2 separate regions of the Homo sapiens genome follow, and region 1 is linked to region 2. Evidence: read pairs that join two places in POLR2A ChIA-PET (ENCODE). Cell type or tissue: PC-9. All regions are shown on one strand. Links, peaks and the distances in the headings refer to the core of each region. The heading gives the core; the rest is flanking DNA. Region 1 has its middle 32 kb from the start of GSTA3. Region 2 holds the start of FBXO9 (F-box protein 9).

Region 1 (8,336 bases), core at 121-8,120, 120 kb before region 2:
CATGGTTACCTCTACTAGTTTGGGTGAGACCCCAACCAAGAAGCTAGGGAACAGGCCCAAATAAAACCACACAGGGAAGAATGAAGAGATGAAGACTATTACAAGAAAGACATCAACTTGTACTTACGAGATGACTAGACAATGAAACATGCTTCTGGCACTGACCGGCTGGCTGGCTGTGTCTGTGGTGACTTTGGGGAATTCTGTGAGAGCATGCCAGCATGCCAGGCAGAGGTCAGGCCTAAGGGCTTGTTTTCAAAACCTATGAAGTAGAACCAAAGGAAAAGTGGCTTGGAGCACCAGGAACTCAATCACACAGCACTTGGAAACCCAAGGGAGGCATTAGAGTAAGGAGTAAAGGCCCAGAAGTGGTTGTTTTGAAAGCAATTCAGAGAAAGAAGGATTTCCTTTTTCACTGTATAGCCTTTTATACTGTCTGAATTATTAACCAAGGCCATGTAATTATAACAAAAAGAAATTGGTTTACAGTTTTGAATTATTAAAAATGAATTTTTCTTTTCCACTCAATTCCTACAAGTTCAGATCCTTGGCTTTGCTGGAGGTCAGGGGGAAAAGTCATCCCACACGGGAAGCAGGTGCAGGGTTTCCAGTGAAAAGCCTCTTCTCCCAATCCATATTACTCTGTCTTTTTCATCATCTGGTAGCTGGCTGGCAATGGCTTGCTCAGGGTGGGGAATGAGGTGGGACGACAAGCTGAATACTAATCTCCAGGTTGGGATTTGACCACTCTGGGAGCTGGAGCTCAGGTCTACATGGACTGGCTTGGGGGGATGCTGAATGGCCTGGGTTATCAGAAAAAACCCTGTTGCTCAGTCCATCATCTGAAGAGAAGAAGAAGAATGAATGGGGCAGAAGGTAATGTAGGGAATGGTTATGCCGTGTAGTGGCCCTGAGGAAATGGCATGAAGTCTGGTGGTAATTAAGTCATTTCACAAGGAAGGACATATACCTGGATACACACTCAGCTGTTAATAAAGTGTGCAACCCGGGATGGAATGTCCCAGCAGGAGTTGGAAGCTGATAGAGTTGTGTGCCCCAAACCACTGGCAGATCAGAGACCTTGCTTCAGACCAGAGACCACCAGGAACTACAATTATGCCTACAACATCATCCTGAATATATGCTCTGCGACAAAGTCAGCTCTTCTGCCTCCCATCAAACAAGCCCCAACATGAGGCTGAGTTTCAAATTTTACAGTTTAGAACATAATAGGTACCCTTAAAGAAAGAGTTCAAGGTTGCAGAGAGCTATGATTGCACCACTGCACTCCAGCCTGGGTGACAGAGGACCCTGTATCTTAAAAAAAAAAAAATGTATCAAGGCTGGGGAGTCTTTTGTTCAGCTTGTATAAGTAGTATTTGTCAGTTATATTATTATATCTTAATCTCAGTGCTACTTGGAATTGTTTCATCATAGCAAAATTCAGTCTTGGGTGGCTCTGTTAGGTGGAAAAGTGTTGTCTAAATATCCAACTTTTTTTCAGGGTTTCAGAATGAACATTCTCTGTTCCCCACACATCCCTGTAAGATTTACTAGCATCAGCCAATGTCTAACTCTTAATTTGTCATTTGCCACTTTTTTTCTTACCCCAAGTACTCAGCAATTATGGTGGGTGTTGGAGAGATCCTTCCCTGCAAATTGCTGGTCCCTGTTCCCTCAATGGTCCCAATCTTGATGCAGACAGAAGAACAGGGTTATATGTGGGCCCCTGCCCTACATATATCTGGCTCCTATTTATTTATACAGAACATTTATTTCATAAAAGTTGTAGACTATCATCCACAACTGACAGACTTTAAAAAGCCACACACATCTGAATGATTTTATACTACATTTAATCAGCGTTGCTGTTAATGGCAGCATGGTTTTGTTCTTTTCAGACACTTTGCTCCTGGGATCTACAGTTTGCTTCTATTATCCTCTGCAGACAGCACATGCTGGTGCTGTGACTGGATCATCATGTTTGTCATCACGCAACCTGCTGCCATTAGAGCAGCACTATCTTCCTGGCAAGTTCAACATAGTGGGTATCGGGGGTGGCTTCCTCTGACTCCCAGGCTGCAGGAACTTCTTAATTGTAGGGATGTTGCTGATTCTTATTTTAAATGCCTGAAATAAGAAAGAGTAAAATCAGGGCCTCAATAGCAGTCACAACCTTTAAGAAAAATCTCAACTTTGTCATGAATGAAGGGTGCTTAGACCTCAGTTTATGGAGTACAGTGTACTGAATCTGCTTAATCCCTCAACAAGTGTTTGCTGGGTATTTCTGGGATGGATAATAATACAACTGCTGACAAGTTTAGCATGAGTTATATTATCTATTAAAAAGTCACAATCAGGCAGTGCATACCCCTAAAATATTCATATTCTTTTTTTTTTTTTTGAGATGGAGTCTCACTCTGTTGCCCAGGCTAGCATGCAGTGGCACAATCTCAGCTCACTGCAACTTCCACCTCCTGAGTTCAAGCAATTCTCCCACCTCAGCCTTCCAAGTAGCTGGGATTACAGGCATGCATCACCACACCTGGCTAATTTTTGTATTTTTAGTAGAGACAGGGTCTCACCATGTTAGCCAAGCTAGTCTTGAACTCCTGACCTCTAGTGATCCACCTGCCTCAGCCTCCCAAAATGCTAGGATTACAGACACGAGCCACCACATCTGGTCACATTCATATTCTTGACCTATCAATTCTTGTTTTAGGAATTATTATAAAGGAATAAGTAAGGGTGTGAGCAAAGAAATAGCTATAAGAGGCCAAGTGTGGTGGCTCACACCTGTAATCCTGGTACTTTGGGCGGCTGAGGTGGGAGAATTGTTTGAGCTCAGTAGTTCAAGACCAGCCCAACAACAGAGTGAGACCCCCATCTCTACAAAACTTTTTTTTAAGAAAGAAATAGCTATAAGAATGTTAACAGGGGCTAGGCGTGGTGGCTTTCACCTGTAATCCCAGCACTTTGGGAGGCTAAGATAGATGGATCATGAGGTCATGAGTTTGAGACCAGCCTGGCCAATATGGTGAAACCCTGTCTCTACTAAAAATACAAAAATTAGCCGGGCATGGTGGCATGAGCCTCTAATCCCAGCTACTCAGCAAGCTGAGGCAGGAGAATCGCTTGAACCCAGGACGCAGAGGTTGCAGTGAGCCGAGATCGTGCCACTGCACTCTAGCCCAGGCAACAGAGCAAGACTCTGTCCCCCACCAAAAAATAAAAAAAAAGGATGTTAACATGCTAAAAATTGGAAAGAACCTATGTTTCTAGGAAAAGGAGACTGGTTATGTAAATTATGGTACTTCTCTACAAGGAGTATAAACTAGTAATTTAAAATGCTCTTATGTAACAGGAAAGAGGAAGGTCCTTGTATTGACAAGGAAGGATCTCTAAAATGCATTAATAATAATAATAATAAAAAGCCCGGGGCAGAACAGAATATACACTATTTTCTATTTTGTGCAAGAAACTTGAGAGTGGCAAAGAATACAACTATATATTCCGATTTGCTTTTATCAGCATAAATAGGAACACTGGAAGTATACATAGAATGCCAATAAAGTGATTATGGGAGCAGAAAGGTGGCGGGGAAGGGGTGGGAATGAGAATTCTGAATTTATGCTCTTTTAATATAGCTCTCAATTTTTTTTTTTTAGATGAAGTCTCACTCTGTCGCCTAGGCTGGAGTACAATGGCGTGATCTTGGCTCACTACAATCTCCACCTCCCGGGTGCAAGTGATTCTCCTGCCTCAGCCTCCTGAGTAGCTGGGATTACAGGTGAAAACCACCACACCTGGCTAATTTTTTATATTTTTAGTAGAGACAGGTTCTCAGTATGTTGGCCAGGCTGGTCTCAAACTCCTGACCTCTAGTGATCTGCCTGCTTCAGCCTCCAAAAGTGCTGGGATTATAGGCGTGCACCATCACACCCGGCCATAGCTCTGATTTTTTAAAGAAGATGTGATTCTATTGATTAATGAAAATAAAATAGCATACTGTTTCAAAAGAATATTTGTTGACCTGTAAATATACTCATGATAATTGAAAAGAATGTTAAATGCAGGCCACAAAACAATCTTTAGTATGACCCTATTTGGAGGGAAAATGCAAAATAATAGGTCAGAAAATCTCATGCAGATAACATTTGGCTGGTGAGATTATAGGTCTTTTTTCTTTTCTTTTTTGAGACAGAGTCTTGCTCTGTAGCCCAAGCTGGAGTGCAGTGGTGTGATCTTGGCTCAGTGAAACCTCCACCTCCCGGATTCAAGCAATTCTCCTGCCTCAGCCTCCCGAATAGCTGGGATTACAGGCATGCCCCACCACGCCCAGCTAATTTTTGTATTTTTAGTAGAGATAGGGTTTCACTATGTTGGCCAGACTGGTCTTGGACTCCTGACCTGAGGTGATCTGCCTGTCTCACCCTCCTAAAATGCTGGGATTACAGGCATGAGCCACCGCACCCAGCCAGTCTTTTTTCTTTTCGTCTTTTGGTTTACACAAATGTCTAATGTAACTACATGAACTTGCATTTCTTTTGTAATAAGAAAAACTGCTAATTCTTAAACCACAAGACCCGTGGTTACCTATTAGATAAAATGTTTCTCAGGAACTGGAACAGAGGCCAGGTAAGGTCTGGCAGGAGTGGAATTCTGTCTGAGGGCTGGGGCAGTGCAACAGGAGGCTGACAGTGTCCCCTAAGCAGATGCTCTGAACAATGCAGGAACTATGTGGGGCCCCAAAATCAGGGGGACTAAAAGCAGGCAGGGTTGTCTGGTAGGACCTAGAGGGAGAAGCAACGAAGACAGACTTGTCAGCTTTGTTTTGTCAGGAAGAAAATTTTAAAAGCACTAAAAACAGGAAAGTACTAAATGTTCATGCTAGACATCAAAATAATCAATTCTTTTCCCCCTTCATAAAGTTTTATTTCCTAACAGATCCTGTAGATAAGCAAAAGAAAAATAACCAAAATGAAGAAAAGAATGATTGTTTATTTAGTTTTTTTTTCTTGAGAAGAGTCTCGCTCTGTTGCCAGGCTGGAGTGCGGTGGCACAATCTCAGCTCACTGCAACCTCCACCTCCCAGGTTCAAGTGATTCTCCTGCCTCAGCTTCCCGAGTAGCTGGGATTACAGGGGCAGGCTGCCACGCTTAGCTAATTTTTGTATTTTTAGTAGAGACAGGGTTACAGCGTGAGGTGTGAGCCACTGCGCCAGGCCAAGAATGGTTTTTTTTTTTTTTTTGAGACGGAGTCACTATGTCACCAGGCTGGAGTGCAGTGGTGCTATCCCGGCGCACTGCAACCTCCGCCTCCTGGGTTCAAGTGATTCTCCCGCCTCACCCTCCCGAGTAGCTGGGATTACAGGCATGCGCCACCATGCCCAGCTAATTTTTGTATTGTTAGTAGAGACGGGTTTTCACCATGTTGGCCAGGATGGTCTCGATCTCCTGACCTCGTGATCCACCCACCTCAGCCTCCCCAAGTGCTGGGATTACAGGCATGAGCCACCGCGCCCAGCCAGAATGATTTTTAAAACAGTGTTCTTGGGCCAGGCATGGTGGCTTATGCCTGTAATCCCAACACTTTGGTGGGCCAAGGCCAGGGGACTGCTTGAGGCCAGGTGTTTGAGGCCACCCTGGGTAACATAGAGAAACCCCCATCTCTACAAAAAAAAAAAAAAAAATAGCCAGGTGTGGTGGCACACACCTTTGGTCCCAGCTGCTTTGGAGGATGAGGTGGGAGGATCGCTTGAGGCCAAGAGGTCAAGTCTGCAGTGAGCCATGATCATGCCACTGCACTCCAACCTAGGCAACAGAGTGAAACCTTGTCTCAAAAAAACAAACAACAACAACAAAACCCCACCACACACACACACACACACACACACACACACACACACCCCCCAATGTTCTTAAGTTTCTTTTGAGATTGGCCTAAAGGCACATTTTGCTTCAGTCTTTGTTCATTTTTTTCTGGGCTTTGTGTGGATGTTAATACACTACCTTTAGCAGAGTTGCGGGAAGTCAGGGACCCCAAATGGAGGGATCGGCTGAAGCCATGGCAGAAGAACATGGATTGTGAAGATTTCATGGACATTTATTAGTTCCCCAAATTAATACTTTTATAATTTCTTATGCCTGCCTTTACTGCAATCTCTAAACATAAATTGTGAAGATTTCATGGACACTTATCACTTCCCCAGTCAATACCCTTGTGATTTCCTATGCCTGTCTTTACTTTAATCTCTTAATCCTGTCAGCTGAGGAGGATGTATGTCGCCTCAGACCATGTGATAATTGCCTTAACTGCACAAATTGTACAGCATGTGTGTTTGAGCAATATGAAATCTGGGTACCTTGAAAAAAGAACAAGATAACAGCAATTGTTCAGGGAATAAGAGAGAGAACCTTAAACTCTGACCGCCAGTGACCCGGATGGAACAGAGCCATATTTCTCTTCCTTCAAAAGCAAATGGGAGAAATATCACTGAATTCTTTTTCTCAGCAAGGAACATCCCTGGGAAAGAGAATACACGCCTGGAGGTATAGGCCTATAAATGGCCCCCCCAGGTGTGCCTGTCTTTTATGGTCGAGACTGCAGGGGTGAAATAGACCCCAGTCTCCCATAGTGCTCCCAGGCTTATTAGGAAGAGGAAATTCCCACCTAATAAATTTTGGTCAGACAAGTTGATCTCAAAACCCTGTCTTCTGATAAGATGTTATCAATGACAATGGTGCCCAAAACTTCATTAGCAATTTTAATTTCGCCTCGGTCCTGTGGTCCTGTGATCTCTCCCTGCCTCCACTTGCCTTGTGATATTCTATTACCTTGTAAAGTACTTGATGTCTGTGACCCACACCTATTCGCACACTCCCTCCCCTTTTGAAAATCCCTAATAAAAACTTGCTGGTTTTTGCGGTTTGTGGGGCATCATGGAACCTACCGACATGTGATGTCTCCCCCGGATGCCCAGCTTTAAAATTTCTCTCTTTTGTACTCTGTCCCTTTATTTCTCAAGCTGGCCAATGCTTAAGGAAAATAGAAAAGAACCTAAGTGACTATCGGGGCAGGTTCCCTGATTAAAAAAATAGCCAGGTGTGGTGGCACTCACCTGTGGTCCCAGCTACTCTGGAGGATGAGGTGGGAGGATCGCTTGAGGCCAAGAGGTCAAGTCTGCAGTGAGCCATGATCATGCCACTGCACTCGAACCTAGGCAACAGAGTGAAACCTTGTCTCAAAAAAACCAAACAACAACAACAAAACCCCACCACACACACACACACACACACACACACATACACACACACACACACACACACACATACACACACACACACCCCAATGTTCTTAAGTTTCTTTTGAGATTGGCCTAAAGGCACATTTTGCTTCAGTCTTTGTTCATTTTTTTCTGGGCTTTGTGTGGATGTTAATACACTACCTTTAGCAGAGGGAAGTCAGAAAGAACAGAAGCTTTGAGTTCTTCCACCATTAAAATAGCTTCTAACAGCTGTATGTCTGCCCAGCTGAATTTGTTGCCAACAAGAAAATCCTCTCCATGGTCTTTCAAAATCTACAGAAAGAAAAATAATAAAGAATATCAAATGAGAGTAAAAACCATTTTGCATGGCTAAATACTTAACAAGAGCATGAAGCCTTTGTACTGATTAGATTTAATAAAGAATCTTAACAACAACAACAACAACAAATCTCCAGTGCTGGTAAGAATAGGATGAAACCAACACTCTAACACATGCTGTAAACTGGCACAATTTTTTTGGGGAAGTTTTTGCCAGTGATTATCGAGTCCTTTTGGGTGGTGAAATGCTAGTACTGGGCTCCTATTATAAACCTGGAGGTGGCTAAGCAAAATTGTATCCACCAGTGTAGAGAGACACAAAAGTTACAACTAGCTTAAACCTGCTGGCTATACCACCAGTAGAAACAAGTGACCAATGTGATCCCACAAGTCCAAACCAGAGCCACATAGAAAGCTAATTTTTCACTATCCAGTGAAGAGTGAATATTTAGAAATCTCTCAGGTGCATCTTTATGCACCAGATGCATATGGGTATACTTGATAAATAATGAGCAAAGGTAAATTCAAGTGCTATGTATCTTCTCGTAATATATGCAAGAATAAAAATAAATGTTAGTGTGGATGGGGAAAAATCGCCAGAATCAGTGAATTCTATAGTATAAACACTTGATGGGCTATATCAAATAAATGAAATAGGACTCCTGCTAAAGACAAACTCACAGCTAAAAATTACACAGCATATAAGGAAACCCAAAGTCATCTATGAGACAGAGGTAACAGACTGATGAAA
Region 2 (8,336 bases), core at 303-8,302:
GTTGCTTCCAGGTCCCTGATTTTAAATTTACATAATTGTTCTAAGCCAACAGTTCTTAAACATTAGCGGGAAGCATCAGAACCACCTGGAGGACTTGTTAAAACAAACTCCTGGGCTGCACTCTCAGAGTTTCTGGTGCTAATGTTGCTGGGTCACACTGCTGTAAGCAACACAAATTTAATTAATAAAGCAGTAACCCTTTGACACTTTGTGGACTGTTCTCTGAGTTTACAATTCCCAGCTGATCATATCAGTTTTTTTCTCACTATTTTTATTTTTGAATTCTACAGACTGAAGATTGTTTTTTACTGAAAAAATCTATACCAAGACCTGAATCCTTCTCTCCTCTTGATCTTGTGGAAGAAACATGCAAGATATAAGACAGTCAAGCTTCTTTAGATTTCCTCTCCCAAATGGAAAAAGGTCATCTGGCCACTTGACATATGTATAACATTGATATCTACCTTTGTGTTTACCTATTTAACAGCCAGCCCATATGGCAAATGAAAACTGAAAATCATTATCAGTGAAAAGATAGAGACACGACAAGGAATCTAACAAGTCATATACTACTCCCATGAAAAGCAATTTCTAAAGTAAAATGATCAGTTTTAGTCAAATTGTCCAAGCAGGTCTACCTGGCAAACAAAGGTACTGTCTTGGTCTACCTTTTAGCAAGAGTCTGCTAGGCTAGTAAGTAGCCTAGATCAGTAGTTTTGGCCTCAGGAAATTATAATCCTGTAAATATAATATGAGAATATAACCTTGTAATGAGGTCTAGTGGATACTGTGGAACTGACTGAAAATAGAAAATTAGTAGCTATGAAGCATAACAGTATTTTAATGCTCAATTTATCTTTACAAATATTATTTTATTAAGCTTTAATTACTTGCTAGAATAAAAGAAACCATCTGTGTAATTGACCAGGCTATTTTAAACTAGCACTCAACATTTTAAATGAAACAGATTTGTTCCCAAACTATTTCAATACTTCATTCTCAGTATGTAAGAGTCACATTTATCATTTTATTCTATTATAAATCTTAGATTTAACCTTTCCCCCCAATTTAAATTTCAAAATTCAATTTTAAGGAGTTCATTGGGAGGAAATTTATCCTTAAAAAGACTTAAGCCCTAGAGTCTCCTTTAAAACAAAAAATTTAAATTTTTGGCCTCTTTTAAACAGTAAGGCATTTTTTATAGGTAGCTGACTTAGGGTGCAAATAAAAACACACGCATCCGAAGGGTGGATCCCAATATTAAAACATGGCAGGCCGGGCGCAGTGGCTCACGCCTGTAATCCCAGCACTTTGGGAGGCCGAGGCGGGCGGATCACGAGGTCAGGAGTTCGAGACCAGCCTCACCAACATGGTGAAACCCCGTCTGTACTAAAAATACAAGAATTAGCTGGGCTTGGGGGCGCTCGCTGTAATCCCAGTTACTCAGGAGGCTGAGGCAGGAGAATTCCTTGAACCCGGGAGGCGGAGGTTACAGTTAGCCGAGATGGCGCCACTGCAATCCAGCCTGGGCTACAGCGAGACTCTGTCTCAGCAAAACAAAACACGGCATTTGGACTTCCTTATTGTAGCTCGTTCTCTCTCCCCTTCACTCTCTCGCTCTCTCCCCTCCCTCAGCACTTTCACCTCCATTTCTGTGCCAAAGATGTACTACAATTTTTTTTTTTTTTGAGACGGAGTCTCACTCTGTCGCCCACGCTGTAGTGCAGTGGCGCGAACACTGCAACCTCTGCCTCCCGGTTTCAAGCGATTCTCCTGCCTCAGCCTCCTGAGTAACTGGTATTACAGGAGCGCGCCACCAAGCCCAACTAATTTTTGTATTCTTAGTAGAGACGGGGTTTCACCATGTTGGTGAGGCTGGTCTCGAACTCTTGACCTCGTGAGCCACCCGCCTCGGCCTCCCAAAGTGTTGGGATTACAGGCGTGGGCCACCGCGCCCAGCGGATATACTGCATTTTTAATCTCTCCAGAATAGAATGGATTAGAAATTTAAACTCTGTAAACTCGTTGAATGTTTGGAAGCCTATTAGTCCCTGGCACCACTAGAAACTTTAAAAACTCAGTAAATGTTTGCTAAATTAAAGTTATAGGCTATGAAGCCTATCAGTTTTCACAAAACAGGCAAACCCGTAGTTAAAAAGATTTAAATTGTGTAAAAGCAAAGTATCACCTTATGAACAAGTACATTCACTCAAGAAGAAATCAGGTAGTTTGGGCTTTAAGAGGTGGGGCCGAGGACCAAGTGTAAGTTCCGGTGCTCAAACCTGAGCGGCCGACTACAAATCCCAGAGTGCCTCGCGGGCGCCGTCTCCACGGCACTTGGGTTTCAGGGCCATGGAATCGCAAGCCCTTTTCGCACTGCATTATGGGATCTGTAGTGAGACATGCCTTGCGTTGGCTCTTTCCTCCTGCTGGGCGCCAAAGCGCGTCTTTTCCTCAATCTCCAGTCTGTCTGTGCTCTCAAAAACTTTAGTCGTTATAACAACTGTGACTGTTGAGAAATTTCACTGTTTTCCTGCATTCCTGGCGCGGGACTCTAGCCAGAGGCTCCGAGGACTTTGTAGCGACTGTCCCAAGCGTCCAGTTCGATGCTTCTCAGGGCGGCTTGCTTTAAGGGCCCACCCCTAAATTTGGGTTGTAAAAATTTTTGAGGTAATGCTTGTTCAAGTTCGCTTAAGTGTTCACTCAGCCCAACACGCGGGTTGGGCTTGAGGTTCGGCACCCGGGCAGCCTCACCCCCCGCGTCAGGCGCGCGCACACAGTAGGTCCGCGACCCTTAGCCCTCCACTAGGCAGCCCGCGGGGATGGGTGGCCGGGCCGCCCACACGGGCAGCACCGGCACTGCGCATGCTCGGCGCGTCGGCGCAGGTTTCCGCAGCTGAGGGGGCAGCTCCGCGGCGGCGTCCGGGGTCTCCAGTAGGGCTGACGCTCCGGTGCTCGCACAATCCCCCGCCTCGGCTGGCAACGGGCGTCCCTCCACTCCCCGAGTCCCCGGCAGCCGCCGCCACCCCAGCGCGCCCCGATCTGGCCCCCTGCCCCGCGAAGATGGCTGCCGTACGCCGGGCCCGCAGTTATTGCCGCTGCCTGGTGCGCTTCTCCGACCGAGAACTCTGCTAAGCTCCGCTGCAGAGACAGGCAGGAGTAGACACCCGGACACCCAGCACCCCTCCTCCGGGGGGCGGTGCAGAGGGGGCACGGAGAGCCCCTCGAGCGCAGCAGGCCGCCCCGCCAGCATGGTAACCTGGCCAGGGGGCTCGAGGGTGGACGCCGCGGGGCGGGAGCGTGGTGTGCAGAGGGGCCGGGCCTAGGGCTGGGGGTCGGCGGGGACTCTGGGGAGGAGTGGGAGCTTCACGGCTGCCACCCGTTAGAGGGCCCTGGCCTGAGAAGGAGTGCGTCGGGGGGCGGGGGGTGCCAACCCTGGCTTCTCCCCAGGATTCCTTCCTGCTGAGCCTCCCCAACCCCCGCCGAGCTCGATGTGAGGAGGAGGGTTTGCAGGACAGCCGGGGAAAATGTCCCTTCTCGGCTCACTGAGTATATTGAACCAGTCTCGGTCCTCTCAAGGGATTTTATCAGAAGCATTGAGCATAGATTGAGGTAAGCTGTCACAGCGCCTGAATTCGGGAGGGAGCTCTGGCAAGAGGAGACACTTGTTGATTGCTCTTCTGCGGAAAAGCCAGGCCCACCGACAGTCCCTGCCGGCACCTTGAGGAGCCCTGGGTGTAGGACGCATCTGCCCCGCGAGGCGTCATTCCCTGGGAGGATGTTGGCAGGCGGTCCTGGCGGAGTGGGGTTGGAGGGTTCGTCTCCGCGGCGTCGGTGCCGTCCAAATGAGAGACTGAGCTAAGTTGCAGAGCTTGACAGTGCAGATTCCATGAGACTGTTCCATATTGGAATACGTAGTCTCTGCCCTATGCCTTTCTTTGGTTTAGAATAAATTGTTCATCTGAGAAACTAATCTCTGGCTGGGGCTTAAAGAATCAGGGATGCAATAATTCCAAACGATTTAATTTATAGTGGACTCAAATATTTATTGCATAAATGAATGGCTGAATTTATTTTTATTAAATTAATCTGGAGGATAGAAAAGGCAATTGCCCCTGCCCCTAAACTTTCAGAAGTAGTTCTCTGACCGGGATTAAGTACTTAGCCTTTATAATTTATTAATCGCACCTGTGAAACAGGAGTAACATGATGAAGACATGGACTACTCATACACATGAGCTATTCAAGTGAAGGTGATATTTAGGTCAAACTCGATTATGAAAAATAAAAGGAAAACCTCCAGGTGGCATCTGAGGCCCTACTTATTTCAAGTAGTAGTTGAATTGACCAAATGTCAACTCAGCCGATCCCAGATATAATAGTTTGTTTTTGTGATCATACTGTCAAAATCAAAGTAAGAATGGTTTAGAGCTCCACTGTAACACAGGGGAGAAGAAAGATGCTGTCTATATTACACTTCTCCCATTTCCTTTCCTCATCCTTCAGATACACATTATCCAGATGGCATTTTATTTGTCGATTCAGCCAATATTTTTGAGTACCTATTAGCCTGGCATAGTGTGAGACTCTGGTACAATACTAGATCTTCAATATAACCAAACCTGCAAGGTGATTTATGATAAACTTTTAATCACAGAATGTCACATGAAAAGGGACCTCAGTAGATCACCATACCTCTTTATAGATGTCCCATAGACATGACAGCTGAGGCCTAGACAGGCCTTTACTACAAATCAAGCAATGTGTTTGACCTTATGGTTACAGAGGTAACTGAGATGTGTTCCTGTCCTGGATGCCTTAAATCTAGTAAATGAAACAGCCAACCTCAGTACAAATGTTGTGATAAAAGTAAGCACAAGTGTTATGGGAACACAAAAATGTTGAAAAATGCTTCTGACTAAGATGAACCCTGAGCTGAATCTTGAAGAATGAGTAGAAATAGCTAAGTGAGGAAGAAGGCATTCCAGATAGAGCAAGCAGCGTATGCAAGCCAACTGGACAGAGCAGGGGAAGCTCTTGAAGTCAGTTTAGAATGACTGCTAGGCAAGAGTTAGAAAACTAAATTACAAAGGATACCCCACAGAACTCAGGTCCCCTCGCATTACCTGTACTTAGAGTTTGCAATAATAAAGCAGACTCTTGAGAAGAGAGAGAAATACACTTCTCAGTGGGATTTATACGCTCAGTCTTTCATTACATATTTTCCTACTAATGGTGTTCTTAGTAGGAAAAGCTCCCAACTTAAAGAAACTAAAAAATAATGTATTTGACAATACATTAATCCTTAAATTTTCCATTTTTCTAGAAATTCATCTGAGTTCTTGATCTCATTTATTTCTTCACAGATGTGTGCTTTACAGTGTGCCCAGCATTTTACCATATACTAACTGGTTCAAGTCTGAAAGGCACCTCTGCTTTGAGTCTGCTTGCCAGAGATAAGATAGGAGGCAAGGCTAATTTATGTTCTGTAATATAGTGCAAGTATATCTGGTAGCTGTGTTAAAGATGTGTGTTAATATAAACATTACCCTCCCCCCCCTGGCCGCCCTGAAATAACATATGACTAAAATTTGCAATTGTAAAACTTACCATCTTTGGAACCAGTAAAATTAAATGGGTTTTATTATTATCTAGCTTACCTTGAAGGCCATTTCCCTGATTGCCACATTTCTTTACAGTAAGTGTTGAGCAAGTTTCATTTCCTAATAAATCTATTAGCTAACAGACTGAACTGAGGCAACATGCCATTTTCACTGGAAGGTAGGATTTAGTTTAATTTAGCAAACATTTATTGAGAATAAAAGGATAAAATTAAAGTCATCTGATTGAAACCTTTATTAGGCTCCAAGTCACACACAGTAATTCCAGTCTAGCTTTATTCCACTGAAGCCGATCCAATATATAAAAATTGGATTTATAGACAGATAAAATAGAAGGGGTTTCTTTACAAAAGCATTTACTATTAAAAGTCTTTGACTAAGCTTTCCTAGTACATATAAAATACACAGAAGTCATATTTTCATAGAACACATTTAATAACATGCTAGCTGTATAAAAGAAGTGACATCATCTTACGGAATATATATATATATGTGTTTTTTTTTTTTTTTTGAGACAGGGTCTCTCTCTGTCTCCTGGGTTGGAGAGCAGTGGTGCAGTCTCGGCTCACTGCAACCTGCATCTCCCAGGCTCAAGCAATCCTCTCACCTCAGCCTCCCGAGTAGCTGGGGCTACTGTGTACCACCACCCCCTGGTAATTTTTGTATTTTTTGTAGAGACGGGGTCTTGCCATGTTGCCCAGCCTTGTCTCAAACTCCTGGGCTCAAGCAGTCCTTCCACCTCAGCCTTCCAAAGTGTTGGGATTACAGGCATGAGCCACCACACCCTGCCTGGACTGTATTCTCTTAAGTGATCCATGAAGCAAAAACTATCTGCTACAGCCAGGTATGGCTGCACAAGCCTGTAGTCTCAGCTACTCAAGAGGTGGAGCAGAAGGATCTTTGGAGCTCAGGAGTTTGAGGCCATCCTGGGCTGCATAAGGAGACTCTGTCCCAAGAAAGCAATAACTATTTGCTGAACTCCATAGGACAACTAAATGTTACTATTTTCTGAAACAAAGTTGTTATTTTTAGCCACCTAACAATACATTTTAACCTAGAACCCAGTGGATTTGTTTATTCTACAGTATCAAAAAAAATTCAAGTATCAAGTTATATCTGATTGGTATCATTAAACTTACCTGTGAAGAAGATAACTATAAAGAAGCAATGTTGTATTTCATTAACATGAAACATTAGAGTATTTTCTGTTTTGGGACTTGTAGAAGTTTATGGACACTAAAATTATTTGGGCTTTTTGCCTTAGACTCAATTATGTTTGGAACATCTGTCACAGCACCTTGTCAACTGCATTCTAGAACATTTCTCCTCCTGATGGAAAATACAACATGACCTATGAGGCAGTCTTGCAAAAGAAAAAAGAAATAGCAGAATCTAATCTAGCCTTTCAAGATCCTGCCACAATTTATAGGAAATAAGAGTAAGAGGTCAAAGGAACATATTTATTGACACCTCAGCAAAATCTAGCTTCTACAGAAAAACGACCCAGTTTCATCCCAAATAAATTACAAGAAAAAAGAGTGAGGATTACAAAAGACTTGAGACATATCAAGCAATTACAATGTGGACTTTATTTGAATCTTGATTTCACAAACTGTGAAATATATGTATTTTACATATGACATCTTGAGAAATATGAATACTGTGACTTGATATTTGATCTAAGGAATTACATTGATAATTATTGAAGTTGGGTCATGAGTACTTAGGGATTAATTCTCTTTAAGTGTTTTTCTCATAAAAAGTTTTAAAGTCTTGTAGAACTAAAAAAATACCAAAGATGTTCTAATTTTATTTCATTTTTTTCTAAGAAGAATAATATTTTTCTTTTCTTTTTTCCTTTTTTTTTTTTTTTTTTTTTTTATGATGGGGTCTCTGTCATCCAGGCTGGAGTGCAATGGTGCAGTCTCGGCTCACTGCAACCTCCATCTCTCAGGCTCAAGCAACCCTCCCACCTCAGCCTCCCAATTAGCTGGGACCACAGGCGTGTACCACCACGCCTGGCTGATTTTTTGTATTTTTAGTAGAGATGGGGTTTCACTATGTTGGCTAGGCTGGTCTTGAACTCCTGACCTCAAGTGATGCTCCTGCCTCAGCCTCACAAAGTGTGGGGATTACAGGTGTGAGCCACCGCACCTGGCCAGAAAAAGAGAAAATAATTTTTATTATAGATTATCAGTAGTTATGTATATTAATGAAGAATTTGGCTTCATTTACCTAATTAGATTAATCATAAATCATTTATGAATAGTAATAGACTTGAATTGTTACTTTATATTACACAGTTGGCCCTCTGTACCTGCAGGTTCTGCATCCTGGGATTCAACTGTGGATCAAAAATATTTGGGGGAAAAAAAGCAATACAACAATAAAAAATAATACAAATTAGGAAAAATATACTACAAGAACTATTTACATGGCATTTACATTATAAGTAACCTAGAGATGACTTAAAGTATATGAGAAGATGTGCATAGGTTATATGCAAATATGCCATATGAGGGACTGGAAAACCCAGGGATTTTGGTGTCCTGGGGGCTCCTGGAACTAATCACCTGTGGATACTGAGGGACAACTGTAATTAAATTGATTTTTGGATGGATGCAACTGATGTTAAATTTGGCGGGGGGGAAATGTTAGGATTCACAATAACGTGAGTACTGTGGGTTGGAGTAGAGAATATGCTTTTCAGACTCA

The links. ChIA-PET counts read pairs that join two places held together with the same protein. Peaks named below come from ENCODE experiments on the same cell type or tissue, not always from the same donor. Only the 100,000 strongest peaks of a DNase experiment are listed, where the experiment ranks them.
Region 1: POLR2A ChIA-PET joins it to region 2 with 12 read pairs; 3 of 35 experiments call an interaction of 5 or more read pairs at or near these places.

The regions. Positions count from the first base shown.
Region 1 is chr6:52,937,887-52,946,222 of GRCh38, forward strand. It overlaps the pseudogene GSTA9P. Among named protein-coding and RNA genes, the nearest start is that of GSTA3, 32 kb to the left of the region's middle. In PC-9, for the core only: no CTCF peak of the experiment used is centred there; no DNase peak of the experiment used is centred there.
Region 2 is chr6:53,062,539-53,070,874 of GRCh38, forward strand. FBXO9 (F-box protein 9) reads left to right here and starts at 2,866. Exons shown (of 13, transcript NM_033480.3): 1 at 2,866-3,254. The coding sequence starts at 3,252. LOC128031835 reads left to right here and starts at 3,064. Exons shown (of 1, transcript NM_001414736.1): 1 at 3,064-3,135. The coding sequence starts at 3,064. The coding sequence ends at 3,135. RefSeq lists a silencer at 2,789-3,358. In PC-9, for the core only: no CTCF peak of the experiment used is centred there; a DNase peak (open chromatin) is centred at 2,333; H3K4me3 peaks cover 2,794 bases; H3K27ac peaks cover 263 bases.